3 separate regions of the Homo sapiens genome follow, and regions 2 and 3 are each linked to region 1. The links are chromatin loops, found by intact Hi-C in ENCODE. Cell type or tissue: heart right ventricle. All regions are shown on one strand. Links, peaks and the distances in the headings refer to the core of each region. The heading gives the core; the rest is flanking DNA.

What was found. A loop is a pair of places that touch in the nucleus more often than their neighbours do. Peaks named below come from ENCODE experiments on the same cell type or tissue, not always from the same donor. Only the 100,000 strongest peaks of a DNase experiment are listed, where the experiment ranks them.
Region 2: a loop joins it to region 1, with 3 times the contacts of the local background. A loop is called at or near these places in 29 of 110 quality-filtered maps.
Region 3: it touches region 1 in a loop (12-fold over the local background); 101 of 110 quality-filtered maps call a loop at or near these places.

The regions. Positions count from the first base shown.
Region 1 is chr9:136,785,511-136,790,101 of GRCh38, reverse strand. No RefSeq gene overlaps it. Among named protein-coding and RNA genes, the nearest start is that of TMEM141, 3.5 kb to the left of the region's middle. RefSeq lists an enhancer at 2,033-2,192 and a cis regulatory region at 2,100-2,399. In heart right ventricle, for the core only: a CTCF peak has its summit at 2,290 (motif pointing left); a DNase peak (open chromatin) is centred at 2,181; H3K4me3 peaks cover 1,034 bases; H3K27ac peaks cover 1,263 bases.
Region 2 is chr9:137,062,080-137,066,670 of GRCh38, reverse strand. It overlaps SAPCD2 (suppressor APC domain containing 2), which reads left to right. Exons shown (of 6, transcript NM_178448.4): 2 at 297-409; 3 at 1,003-1,149; 4 at 1,486-1,593; 5 at 1,692-1,808; 6 at 1,884-4,544. The coding sequence ends at 2,012. Among named protein-coding and RNA genes, the nearest start is that of SAPCD2, 6.2 kb to the left of the region's middle. RefSeq lists an enhancer at 2,085-2,862. In heart right ventricle, for the core only: CTCF peaks have their summits at 2,170 (motif pointing left) and 2,404 (motif pointing right); a DNase peak (open chromatin) is centred at 2,410.
Region 3 is chr9:137,033,228-137,037,818 of GRCh38, reverse strand. It overlaps LINC02908 (long intergenic non-protein coding RNA 2908), which reads right to left. Exons shown (of 3, transcript NR_171031.1): 2 at 4,588-4,591; 3 at 1-3,169. Among named protein-coding and RNA genes, the nearest start is that of FUT7, 3.4 kb to the right of the region's middle. RefSeq lists enhancers at 1,354-2,240, 2,241-3,129, 2,982-3,181. In heart right ventricle, for the core only: CTCF peaks have their summits at 2,176 and 2,396 (motif pointing right); DNase peaks (open chromatin) are centred at 2,398 and 3,087; H3K27ac peaks cover 760 bases.

The DNA.
Region 1 (4,591 bases), core at 445-4,444:
ATACTAGCCTGGCCAAGATGGTGAAACCCCGTCTCTACTAAAAATACAAAAATTAGCCGGGCGTGGTGGCAGGTGCCTATAATCCCAGGTACTGGGGAGGCTGAGGCAGGAGAATCACTTGAACCTGGGAGGTGGAGGTTGCAGGGAGCCAAGATCGTGCCACTGCACTCCAGCCTGGGCGACAGAGTGAGACTCTGTTTCAAAAAAAAAAAAAAGGCTGAAGTCTTTAGATAATTTATAAGTCTGTACAAAAAAGCTAGATTTGCTACTCTTCAAAATGTGGAAGGACCTACTCTATAATATATGGAAATAATTTAATGCCATTTGTGGGGAAAAGAGAGATCAGACTGTTACTGTGTCTGTGTAGAAAAAGGAAGACATAAGAAACTCCATTTTGATCTGTACTAAGAAAAATTATTCTGCTTTGAAATGCTGTTAATCTGTAACCTTAGCCCCAACCCTGTGCTCACAGGAACATGTGCTGTATTGACTCAAGGTTTAGGGGATTTAGGGCCGTGCAGGATGTGCCTTGTTAACAATGTGTTTGCAGGCAGTACGCTTGGTAAAAGTCATCACCATTCTCCATTCTCCATTAACCAGGGACACAGTGCACTGCGGAAAGCCGCAGGGACCTCTGCCCAAGAAAGCCTGCGTATTGTCCAGGTTTCCCCCCACTGAGACAGCCTGAGATATGGCCTCGTGGGAAGGGAAAGGCCTTACCGTCCCCCAGGCTGACAACCATAAAGGGTCTGTGCTGAGGAGGATTAGTGAAAGAGGGAGGCCTCTTTGCAGTTGAGATAAGAGGAAGGCATCTGTCTCCTGCTCGTCCCTGGGAATGGAATGTCTTGGTGTAAAACCCAACCGTACATTCTATTTACTGAGATAAGAGAAAACCGCCCTGTGGCTGGAGGTGAGACATGCTGGCGGCAATACTGCTCTTTACTGCACTGAGATGTTTGTGTAAAGTCAAACATAAACCTGGCCTACGTGCACATCCAGGCACAGCACCTTTCCTTAAACTTATTTATGACACAGAGTCCTTTGCTCATGTTTTCCTGCTGACCTTCTCCCCACCATTACCCTATAGTCCTGCCACATCCCCGTCGCCGAGATAGTAGAGCTAGTGATCAATAAATACTGAGGAAACTCAGAGACCAGTGCTGGCGTGGGTCCGCACTTGCTGAGCGCCGGTCCCCTGGGCCCACTTTTCTTCCTTTATACTTTGTGTCTTATTTCCTTTTCTCAGTCTCTCGTCTCCACCTTGTGAGAAATACCCACAGGTGTGGAGGGGCAGGCCCCCTTCATCTGGCACCCATCGTGGGTTCCGTTCTGTAAGGTGAAGATACGCTATGGTGTGATAGTTTAGGACAAAACGAGTACGTCCGTGGTCAGCTTCGCGGTAAGCTTGTGCACTCGGAGGAACCCAGGGTAACAATGGGACAAACTGAAAGTAAATATGCCTCTTATCTCAGCTTCATTAAAATTTTTTTAAGAAGAGGGGGAGTTAGAGCCTCTACAGAAAATCTAATTACACTATTTCAAACAATAGAACAATTCTGCCCATGGTTTCCAAAACAAGGAACTTTAGATCTAAAAGATTGGGAAAAAATTGGCAAAGAATTAAAGCAAGCAAATAGGGAAGGTAAAATCATCCCACTTACAGTATGGAATGATTGGGCCATTATTAAAGCAGCTTTAGAATCATTTCAAACAGGAGAAGATAGCGTTTCAGTTTCTGATGCCCCTGAAAGCTGTGTAATAGATTGTGAAGAAGAGGCAGGGACAGAATTCGAGAAAGGAACGGAAAGTTCACATTGTAAATATGTAGCAGAGTCTGTAATGCCTCGGTCAGCGCAAAATGTTGACTACAATCAATTACAGGAGGTAATATATTCTGGACCACTAAAATTGGGGGGAAAAGGTCCAGAATTATTGGGGCCATCAGAGTCTAAACCACGATGGCCATCAACTCCTCCTCCCGCGGTTCAGATGCCTGTAACATTACAACCTCAAATGCAGGTTAGACAAGTACAAACCCCAAGAGAATATCAAATAGAAAAGGAAAGAGTCTCTATCCCAGCAATGCCAATCCAGATGCAGTATCCACAATATCAGCTGGTAGAAAATAAGACCCAACTGCCGGTAGCCTATCAATACTGGCCGCCAGCCAAACTTCAGTATCGGCCGCCCCCAGAGTATCAGTATGGATGGCCAGGATGTTTCCAGCACCGCAGGGCAGGGCGCTATAGCCGCAGCCGCCCACTATGAGACGTAATCCTACAGCACCACCTAGTGGACAGGGTCGTGCATTACATAAAATTATTGAAAAGACAAAACAAGGGGATACTGACGCGTGGCAGACCCCGGTAATATTAGAACCCATACCACCTGGAAGAGGGGCCCAAGAGGGAGCGCCTCCCCGAGCTGATGCCAGAAATGGGTCCTTTTCTATGAAAATGCTAAAAGACATGAAAGAGGGAGTAAAACAGTATGGACCCAACTCCCCTTATATAAGAACATTATTAGATTCCACTGCTCATGGACATAGACTCATTCCTTATGATTGGGAGATTTTGGCCAAATCATCACTCTCACCTCAATTTTTACAATTTAAGACCTGGTGGATTGATGGGACACAAGAACAGGTCCGAAAAAATAGGGCTGCCAATCCTCCAGTTAACACAGATGCAGATCAAGTATTAGGAACAGGTCAAAATTGGAGCACTACTAATCAACAAGCAATAATACAATATGTGGCCATTGAGCAAGTTAGAGCTATCTGCCTTAGAGCCTGGGAAAAAAATCCAAGACCCGGGAACCACCTGCCCCTCATTCAATACAATAAGACAAGGCTCTAAAGAGCCCTACCCTGATTTTGTGGCAAGGCTCCAAGATGCTGCTCAAAAGTCAATGGCCAATGAGAATGCCCGTAAGGTCATAGTGGAGTTGATGGCATACGAAAACGACAATCCTGAGTGTCAATCAGCCATTAAGCCATTAAAAGGGAATGTCCCAGCAGGGTCAGATGTAGTCTCAGAGTATGTAAAAGCCTATGATGGAATTGGAGGGGCTATGCATAAAGCTATGCTAATGGCTCCAGCAAAAACTGGGGTTGCTTTAGGAGGACAAGTTAGAACATTTGAGGGAAAATGTTATAATTGTGGTCAAATTGGTCATTTAGAAAAGAATTGCCCAGTCTTAAATAAACAGAATATAACAAATCAAACTACTACAGCCAAAAATAAAGAGCCACCTGGCCTGTGTCCAAGATGTGGAAAAGGAAAACATTGGGCTAATCAATGTCGTTCTAAATTTGATAAAAATGGGCAACCATTGTCGGAAAACTGGAAGAGGGGCCAGCCTCAGGCCTCGCAACAAACTGGGGCGTTCCCGATTCAGCCTTTTGTTCCTCAGGGTTTTCAGGGACAACAACCTCCACTGTCACAAGTGCCTCAGGGAACGGGCCAGTTACCACAATACAACAATTGTCCCCCGCCACAAGCGGCAGTGCAGCAGTAGATTTATGTGTTATACCAGCAGTCTCTCTGCTTCCAGGGGAGCCCCCACAAAAAATCCCCTCAGGGGTATACGGCCCACTGCCCGAGGGGACTGTAGGACTCATCTTAGGAAGATCAAGTTTAAATCTAAAGGGAGTTCAAATTCATACTGGTGTGGTTGATACAGATTACAAAGGTGAAATTCAATTGGTTATTAGCTCCTCAATTCCTTGGAGTGCCCGTCCAGGAGACGGAATTGCTCAATTATTACTCCTGCCTTATATTAAGGTTGGAAACAGTGAGACAAAAAGAACAGGAGGGTTTGGGAGCACTGATCTGGCAGGAAAGGCTGCATATTGGGCAAGTCAGGTCTCAGAAAGCAGACCTGTGTGTAAGGCCATTATTCAGGGAAAACAGTTTGAAGGGTTAGTAGACCCTGGGGTGTGGGCGGAAAGCCACCCAGGCGCCGAGACACGAGACTGAAGGCACAAGCTGTTCCAGTATAATCAAGAAAATAGTTAGGAAAAGAGAAAGTTATATTCGAAATAGGATATAGAGATGATTATATATGGATATTATCAATCATTAGTTTTCTGTATTAACCTTTGTATTATTATTATAACCAAAGAAAAACTAGGCCATACAGAGTTAGGAGCTGAAGGGACATTGTGAGAAGTGACCAGAAGACAAGAGTGTGAGCTCTCTGTCACGCCCAGATAAGGGCTGCTTGAGGGCTCCTTGGTCTAGTGGTAGCACCAGCACCTGGGAAGGCACCCGTTACTCAGCGGACCTTGGTCTAGCGGTAGCGCCAGTGCCTGGGAAGGCACCCGTTACTCAGCAGACCTTGGCCTGGCGGTAGCGCCAGCACCTGGGAAGGCACCCATTACTCAGCAGACCTTGGCCTGGCGGTAGCGCCAGTGCCTGGGAAGGCACCCGTTACTCAGCGGACCTTGGCCTGGCGGTAGCGCCAGCGCCTGGAAGGCACCCGTTACTTAGCAGACCAGGAAAGGGAGTCTCCCTTTCCCTGGGAGAGTTAGCGAGCACTCTGCTCCACCAGTTCTTGTGGGGGACCTGACATTCCCCAGGCCTGCCCG
Region 2 (4,591 bases), core at 456-4,455, 280 kb before region 1:
CAGAAGAGAGCTGGATAAGGCCTCTGGCCCCAGAGAGCTCACGGACCGATGAGGGGGCAGGGTGTGTGTTTGAGCAAACATGCGGGCTTGGCGGCACAGCCCTCCCCAAGCCAGTGTGAGGAGCTGGAAAGGGGAGAGGGACCAAACTCCAGCCTGGCACAGAGGCTACACGTGGGCCATGCCAGGCTGGTGCCCGAGACCTCGAGGGTGGGCTGAGATGTGGAGGCCGCTGCACCTCAGCAGAGCCTGGCCAGGCAGGTCTGGAGGTGAGCCAGGCCCATGCCTCTCCATAACAGGTGCAGTGGCGTGCAGGGCCCTGGAGGCGGACTCAGGGGATGCCCGGCGGGCTCCCCGTGCCCGAGGGGAACGTCGGAGGCACACCATCGCCAGCGGCGTGGACTGCGGCCTGGTGAGCAGGGACTGGGGCTCTGTGGGGCTCTCCATCTTGCCTGGAGGCTGGAGGCCGGGATGGGAGCAGGGGGGCCTTGAGCCTGGGGGAGTCCATGGCGGAAGTACAGTCAGCTCTGGACATCTCTCTCCCTACCTGGGCTTGACTCCCCTGGAGGGATGGCCCAGGGTCAGGCAGAGGGAGGTCAAGAGGTCGTTTAGGGCAGCTATGGTGGCTGCCCAGCCCGCCTCACGAGGTTGCTGCTGCAAGCCAGTCTGGCTTCCCAGCTGTGTGCTCACCACAGGCAGACTTCGGGAGGGTGGGCTCAGCTGAAGGGTCCGTCACCCCTCCCCCAGGGAAGCCTGAGTGGAGGGGCTAAGAAAGGCCAAGACCCCTCAGCAGGAGGAACGGGGCTCCTGCTCCAAATGGGCCTATGGGGCTCACACATGCAGGTGTCAGCAGAAGCGTGCGTCCGTGGGTGTTTGCAAACGTGTACACGTGCTGCTGCATTTGTGTCTGTGGCTCTGGTGCCCACCCACAGGTGAGCTCATGCATGTGTGGACGTGTGCGTGCTCACTGGGGCCAGGCATTCCATGTAAATGCACGTATTGCAGCTGAAGCAGATGAAGGAGCTGGAGCAGGAGAAGGAGGTGCTGCTGCAGGGTTTGGAGATGATGGCGCGGGGCCGCGACTGGTACCAGCAGCAGCTGCAACGAGTGCAGGAGCGCCAGCGCCGCCTGGGCCAGAGCAGAGCCAGCGCCGTGAGTGCCACAGCCCTGTCCCCAGATCCCCACACATGGGGACCCCAGCTCACCCCAGGCACCCTTGGGCATTGTGGCTGCCCCTATTCCCGGACACAGTGGCTGTCGATTCCACCCAGGATGCTGAGACATCCCTTTCTCCGCCTGTGGCTGCCCCACTCCTAGGGCCTAAGGTGTCTTGGGCAGACCTCCCACCTCAGCAATGCCCCTGGGACCCTCTAGGCTCTCTGCAGCATCAGGAGGCAGGAGAGCCACCTGTGGGAACCCCTATCAAGGCACCTTGCTGGCCCCGGCTGGACCTCCTCTCTGACCGCTTGTCCTCTGCTTTCTTCCCAGGACTTTGGGGCTGCAGGGAGCCCCCGCCCACTGGGGCGGCTACTGCCCAAGGTACAAGAGGTGGCCCGGTGCCTGGGGGAGCTGCTGGCTGCAGCCTGTGCCAGCCGGGTGAGTGTACCCCAAACCCCCACACCCACGCTGGGGCCCAGGCCAGTTTAGTGCTTCCCCGCCCTCGTCCAGGCCTGCCTAATCCTGCCCTCCCGCAGGCCCTGCCCCCGTCCTCCTCCGGGCCCCCCTGCCCTGCCCTGACGTCCACCTCACCCCCGGTCTGGCAGCAGCAGACCATCCTCATGCTGAAGGAGCAGAACCGACTCCTCACCCAGGTAGGGCAGGCGCGGGAGGGGTGCAGGGGTGGGGGTGAGGCCCCGCAGGCCTTGACCAACTGTGCACCTGCCCAGGAGGTGACCGAGAAGAGTGAGCGCATCACGCAGCTGGAGCAGGAGAAGTCGGCGCTCATTAAGCAGCTGTTTGAGGCCCGCGCCCTGAGCCAGCAGGACGGGGGACCTCTGGATTCCACCTTCATCTAGTCCTTGTGGGCCGCGTGGGCCCCCAGGGCCAGCCTGGCACTCAGCCCTTCGAGGGTGGGCGCCCCATCGCACCCACCCTCTCTGGCTGGAGACCCCCGGCAGGCCCAGGCACAGTCCCGGAGTGGGCGCCTTCCTGCCGCCCTTGCCAGATGGGCTCCCCAGGCCTGCCCCCGGCTGGTCCCCGCACCGAGCGCTTGACTCCGTTTTGGCTCCTGGTGCTGACATGGGCTGGGGCTCTCTTGAGTCCGCATAGTCCGCAGCTACTACTGCCGCTGTCAGTGGACAGTGGGGTACCCCTCCATGAGTTAGCGTCCCCCCGTTTCCAGCGGTGCCGCCCTGGGTCCCATCTTCAGGGAAAGGCACTGCCCACGCCAGGCTGCACTTCCAACAACGGGCAGCAGAGGGCGCGGGGCGGCTCCGACGCGGGTCCAAGGGCAGCTTCCCGCTCAACCAGGGCACCAGGACGAGGTGGCTGTAGCTCGGACGGACGGAAGTAGATGGAGGGGGTGGGGACGGCCTGTAAGCGGGGGGTGCCTGCCTGGCTGGGGAGCCCCAGGGATAGCGGTCGGACTTCAGGTTCTGGCCAAGGCTGAGGGACCCTGGCTGCAGCGGATCGGCACGCCGGGTGGGCGAGAGCTTGGCCTGCATGTGCCTCCCACAGACCCTGGGGTGATGGCCTTCCCCCTCTTGGCCGGGACGTTGCCCCACGTTGAGTCCCACACAACATCCTGTGAGCCTGGCTCCCCAGGAGGGCCCCCAGACAGCTCCCAGGCACGTCATAGGCAAAGCCTGTTCCCCCGACTCAGGATTTCCAAGGCCTGGGGTCCTGCTCACCCCCCTTTGCTCTCACGCCCAGCCTGTCCCCAGGTTTCAGCTGGGAGAGGCCACCTCCCTCAGCCAAGGAAAACGAGAACCCCCAGGGTACAGGAGGAGGCTGGGGCAGGTCCCCTTGGGTGTCACTCCCTCAGCCCCTGCCCAGGCCCACTCCCGCTGGTGCTGGAGTACGCACTGGTGGGGGGGCCCTGCTCAGCCCAACCTGGAGGGTCCCAGTGTCACCAGAACCAGGGGCACGGCAACAGCATCGATGGGTTCTGCAGCCCAGGGCCCCCGATGCGGGGTCAGTGCGTGGGGGGCGCAGGGCCCCCGATGCCGATGCGGGGTCAGTGTGTGTGGGGCGCAGGGCCTCCGATGCGGGGTCAGTGCGTGGGGGGCGCAGGGCCCCCTCGTGTCCAGGGCACTTTGGTACACTGTCCCACAAGGCACCTGTCTCAGAGGAGGGGCCCTGGCAGGCAGCGTGGCAACTCCCTTCCGGAGCCCAGCTCCATGCTAACCTGCCCACAGCAACCCCACAGAGCCACATTCCCTGCTGCACCTGGTCTGCAGGGGTGTCCCAGGACAGGCCCAAGTCAGCCCAGCATGCAGCTGCCCTCCTACCCTGAAGATGGGAGTGGGCTTTCCAGGGGACATAAGGATGTCAGGCCTGGACCTCCTGGGCAGGAAAGGGTGCAGGTCCTGAGGGCCTGTGCCCCACAGCCCCAGCACCAGGTGGACTGCAGCGCAGTGGGTGGGCCAGTGGCAGCCAGGGAGAAGCCCCCCGTCAGCAGGCTGGGGTCTGCCCACCAGGGCCTCCCCACGTCTGCCTTTGAGGGTGCCTGCCATGCCCTGGGGGATCCTGGCATCTTTACTGGACTGGAAGCAGGAGACAGAACAGTGTCTGTCCCGGGGTGACTTCATCAGGAGACCGCCCACATAGAGCTGGACCCCGCAGCTGAAGCGGAAATGTGAGACAGGCTGGCACCTCCGGAAAAACTGCCTTTCAGCCTTGGTGTTCCGTGCAAGGTGAAAAGAAATAGGTCCTCCCAGTTTACAGCTTGAAATCAGGCTAGTGAGTGGCCCTGGAGACCACGAGGGGAGAATTTAAAGGCCCCGGCTGGCAGGGTCTAGGTGGCTGGCAGAGGCACATGCAGACCCTGCCTGGAGCCTGCCCTAGGACGCTGGGCGGGTCAGTCTCCGTGCAGGATGTGAGCAGCGTCCCTGGGCTCTATCCGCGAGGTGCCAGTAGCGTGTGCAGGTACATACACGTGCGTGCACACTGTGATGACACCCGGAAATGTCTCAGGATGTTGAAATGTGTCCTTGGGGGCAGAAGTGTCCCCAGTTGAGAATCTGCCCCAGAGGAACACACCCACACCAGGCCTCAGGATTTTGTGTTGATCAAGTTCCAAGGAAAAGGAACATCTCAGCCGGGCGTGGTGGTTCACGCCTGGAATCCCAGCACTTGAGGCCAGGAGTTCCAGAGCAGCCTGGGCAACGCAGTGAGAGACCCCATCTCTACAAAAAAAAAAAAGAAAGAAAGAAAATGAGAGATCCAGGTTTAAAAATTCATAAACACCACAAGGAAACAATACACTATGAGACCCAGCAGAAGCAACAGATTGACTCTAGACCCAGATACTAGAATTATCAGAGAGAATATAAAGTAACAGTGTTTTATATATCTAAAGAAATAAAAGAGATTTCTGGAAACATGAACAAGGAGTGGTATTTATAGTTCCTTACTCCATGAAAAGCATGATCTC
Region 3 (4,591 bases), core at 201-4,200, 250 kb before region 1:
GCGTCCAGCACAGGAGAAAGATGTAGGCTGGGAGGCGAGGCCTGTCGTCTCCTTTTCACGTTTTTCTGGTTGACATTCGCTGGCAGCTGATTAGATGGTGCCCACCAGATGAAGGGTGGGTCTGCCTTCCGCAGCCCACTGACTCTAGTGTTAATCTCTTTTGGCAACACCCTCTCAGACACACCCAGCATCAATACTTTGTATCCTTCAATCCAATTAAATTGACAGTATTAACCATCACACCTGGCATGGGGAAGATAAGGCCCACTGGGCACCGTCCCTGGAGAAAGGGTGGGCCAGGCAGGCTGGGGGAAAATTGTTCACCCCTGCTGGGGGAGACTGGCTTGACCTAAGCAACATGTTTTGGGGGCCACAGCCCACCCAGACCAGGAAGCCCCCTTGCCTCTCACCTCTCACTCCTCACCTGTGACCTTGGGCTGGCCCTCAGCTGGGAGCCCCATGTCCCTCTGGGCACTGCTGTGATGGGGCAGGGTGTGATGGGAGCCTGTGTGTGGGCCCTGGTGTGATGGGTGCCTGCGTGCATGGGGCAGGGTGGACGCTGAGCCCACGTGGCACGCCCACGCCCACCATCCTTCACTCTAAGCCATTAGCCACAGGGAAAGCGGGTGGGTGCAGGGAGGCCCGAGCGTCACTCAAGGGCGCAGGGCAGCGTCTGGCCCAAGGCCAGCGTGTCACTGGCTGGGAGGTTCCCCTGGAGCTCCACGTTCAGTCCCTCAGGTCACAATACACACCTATCCTGCTGGCCTGACGCAGGGGCCCAAGAGCCTCCTAGTGTGTCCCATCTTCTTCTTGTTCTGGGTGTCCCCAACCTGTCCTCAGGGTCCCTGCTGCCCATTCTCTTAGGTATTGGCAAGGAAGGACTCCCTCCCAGAGCAGCTGTGTGAGAAGGGAGCTGGTGGGCCTGAGCTGGGGAAGGGTTGGCAGGGGGCTAGGTCCTCCGGTGGGGGCATAGGCCCCCATGCAGCCTAGCACCCTGCTCCCCACTCGCCTTTTTGGAATTGTTTTTTTTTTTTTTGAGACAGATTCTCACTCTGTCAGCCAGGCTGGAGTGCAGTGATATGATCTTGGCTCTCTGCAACCTCCATCTCCCAGGTTCAAGTGATTCTCCTGCCTCAGCCTCCCGAGTATTTGGGATTACATACAGGTGCCTGCCACCACGCCCAGCTATTTTTAGTGGAGATGGGGTTTCACCATGTTGACCAGGCTGGTCTCGAACTCCTGACCTCAGGTGATCCACCCGCCTTGGCCTCCCAAAGTGGGATTACAGGCATAAGCCACCACACCAGCTTTTTGGCTTTCATTGGCCCCTGGCCAATTCAGACAGAAGGCCTTCAACTTTGTCCAAGCTCCTGCCCCCACCCATCAGGAGCCCCCTTGCTCCCATAGGCCCCAGGCTGTGGGTGAGCTGCCCTGGGGCCCCCAGGGACTCTGGAGACCCCAATCCTGGGCTTGGGGCCTGGCTCAGCCTTGCCTGGGGGCCCATTACTCAATTCCTTTCCACTTTACCTTCTGCTGTTCCTGTCCCTGTCCCAAGGGCCCTGGCGGCAGTAAGAGGCAGATTTCACCTTGGTTTCTGGCTCAACTCTGAGCCCTGAGCCGGCCTGAGCCTGCTGACCCTGGCCCGGCAGCCTAGCGCCCCCTCCACCAGTTCCCACTTGAGGAAGCCCAGCGGGGCACTGATGTGCATCTTCCAGCCTCGGCTACCTCCCTGCTTGGTGCCCTGCCCACACCTGGTGACCTCCTGAGCACAGATGCCCAAGAGTGACATGCCCAGACCCTGGCGGAGACGCTGGGGTGGCACTCATCTGTGCAGAGATGCCCCCAACCCAGCAAGATGCTGGGGCAGGACCATGCTTGACCCAGAATGTGGGGCGTGTGATCCCCTAGCCAACATCCTAGGAAGCAAGGACATCCCCAGCTTCTGGCCCTGGGAGGCGATCTTGTTCCCCACCCTGGGTGGCTGGGTGGGCCGGCCCCGGGTTCAGAGTCCCTGGCTGCAGCCCTCCCCTACAGCCACACAACACAGAGGAGCGGGTCCCGGCAAAACTTGGGGTGCAGAGTGGGTCCCTGGAGGACCAGAGCCCCACCCAGCAGCTCCACCTGGAGGAGAACAAGGACAGACGTGATCCCCCCACGCCTTGGGGCTCAATGGGATGAGAGTTGGAGGGGAGGGGCTGAGCTCACCCACTGCACCACCCTGTGCTGCCCCTCGACCAATCCCTCCACTTGGGGGTCCCCTTGGCCACCTGCCAGGCTCCGTGCACCCACCCAGCTTTCCCAAGGCGAGGTCCGAGGGGCTCTCCAGCCCCCAGCTCCACCTGTTACTGAGAATAAGGGCAGTCTTCCTTGTTGCCGGAGCCATGTAGCTTTGCAGCATGCCGCCAGGGAGCGCTCGAGACACGCATCTGGACTGCCTTGCTCAAGCCAACCCATGAAGCAGGTGGGGCTCAGGAAGACAGCCAGGCTCAGCCCGCTCCCTGAGACGCCCCTGGGGCTGGGGCTGGGTGCCCCTCACCTTGCTGCTGCCCCGGGTGCCGCTGTCTGCAGGGGGCAGCTGGCCAATGGTCTGCTCTTGGTCTGGAGTGGGGCCCACTGGGTTGAGGCCTCTTCAGTGGGCATCCACCGGGAAGCTGGCCCACAGTGAAGGCTCAGCGGGGAAGAGCTTGTGTCCTGATCATCACGATGCTCACACACCACGGAGCTGGGGTTGGCTGCCTGCCTGGGTCCGCACAAACCCAGGGAGTCAGGAGGCCTGGGTGGGGTGAGATGAGGGGGAGCCCCTGCCCCCCGACTTTCTCTTTGACTCATGCCCTTTTCTTTCCTCTGAGAGGCTTTCGTTCTGACCCATTTCTGGGCAAAACCCCCGAGCCCCGTTTGCCAGCTCGCAGGTTCCCACGCACGATTGGGCCCCATGGCAGCCACCCTGCCCAGGGTCCTCAAGGAGCAAGCTAGGGGCGGAGGGTGGGGGAGGCTCCTTCAAATCCACCCAGGGAGGGAGCAGGCTGTGGCTGCGGCTGAGGTCGGTGGCAAGGGACCCTGCCAGCCTGGCAGCACAAACAGGAAGGATGGCAGGCTCTGGCACCAGAGGCCGGGTCACCCGCAGGCGTGGCAGGACAGCCTCCTTCCTGCAGGAACTGCCGCCGGGTGTCTGTTTCAAGGAGAAGAGATGGGGTGGTGTGAGGCTGAAGCCAAGGTGTGGCTCCCCGGGGGCCCCCTGCCAGAGGAGGAACGCTGGGGTGGGATTAAAGGCCCAGGTGCCACTGTGGTCATCACCGAAAACATGGGAGGCTGGAAAGGCGGGGCTGGAGGCAGCTGCCCACTCTGGTGCCAGCCCCTAAGCCAAGCAGCTCAGGCACTGACAGTTTCCCGTGGCGCCCACAGGCACCCCTCCCTCCAAACCCCCCTCCCTCCAAGCTCCCCTCCAAGCTCCCCTCCCTCCAGCCCCCTCCCTCCAAACCCCCCTCTCTCCAGCCCCCCTCCCAAGCCCCCTCCCTCCAAGTCCCCCTCCCTCCAGCCCCCCTCCCTCCAGCCGTTGCACAAGTTCCGCAGCAAAGCTCAGCTCAGAGGCTACACTGCGCCACAGGGGTGGGGGCCTCTGACTACCACCCTGTCCCAGTCTTGCCTCTGTCCCCACAGTGGGATCCTCCCACTTCAGTCTCCAGCTGCCTGGTTCCCCTCCCAAGGCAGCCTTGTCCTCACTGTGGGGCCGGGGAGAGGCCAGCAGCCCCTGGGGCCCAAAAGTAGAACAGGACAGGGACAGGGGTGGTGGGAGGCAGGCCCCCTCTGAGGGTGCTGGGGCAAAGGTCTGGACAACAGTTCATGGTTGCCATTCCTCCCAGGACACACGATCTGAGCCCCCAAAAGACCTGACAGGACAGACGCGTCCTCATTCCCAGCATCCCAGCATTTTGGGAGGCCGAGGTGGGAGGACTGCTTGAGCCAGGAGTTTGAAACTAGCCTGGACAACATAACAAGACTCTGCCTCTACAAAAAATTTTAAAAAATTAACCAGGCATGGTAGTGCACACCCATAGACCCAGCTCCTTGGGAGGCTGAGGTGGGAGCATTGCTTGAGCCCAGGAGGTTGAGGCTGCAGCAAACCGTGACTGCGCCACTGCACTCCAGCCTGGGCAACAGAGCAAGACCCTGTCTCAAAAAACAAAAAACAAAAACCCACACACAAAAAAGCAAACTTGGCTGGGCGCGGTGGCTCATGCCTGTAATCCCAACACTTTGGGAGGCTGAAACTTGTGGATCACCTGAAGTCAGGAGTTTGAGACCAGCCTGGCCAACATGGGAAAACCCCATCTCTACTAAAAATACAAAAATTAGCTGGGCGTGGTGGCAGGCACCCATAATCCCAGCTACTTGGGAGGCTGAGACAGGAGAATCACTTGAACCCGGAAGGTGGAGGTTGCAGTGAGCCAAGATCGCACCACTTGATCCTGACTTCAGGTGATCCACAAGCCTTGGCCTCCCAAAATGCTGGGATTACAGCCTGGGCGATAGTGCAAGACTCCCTCTCAAAAAACAAACAAACAAACAAACAAACAAACCAAGCCTGACCTGC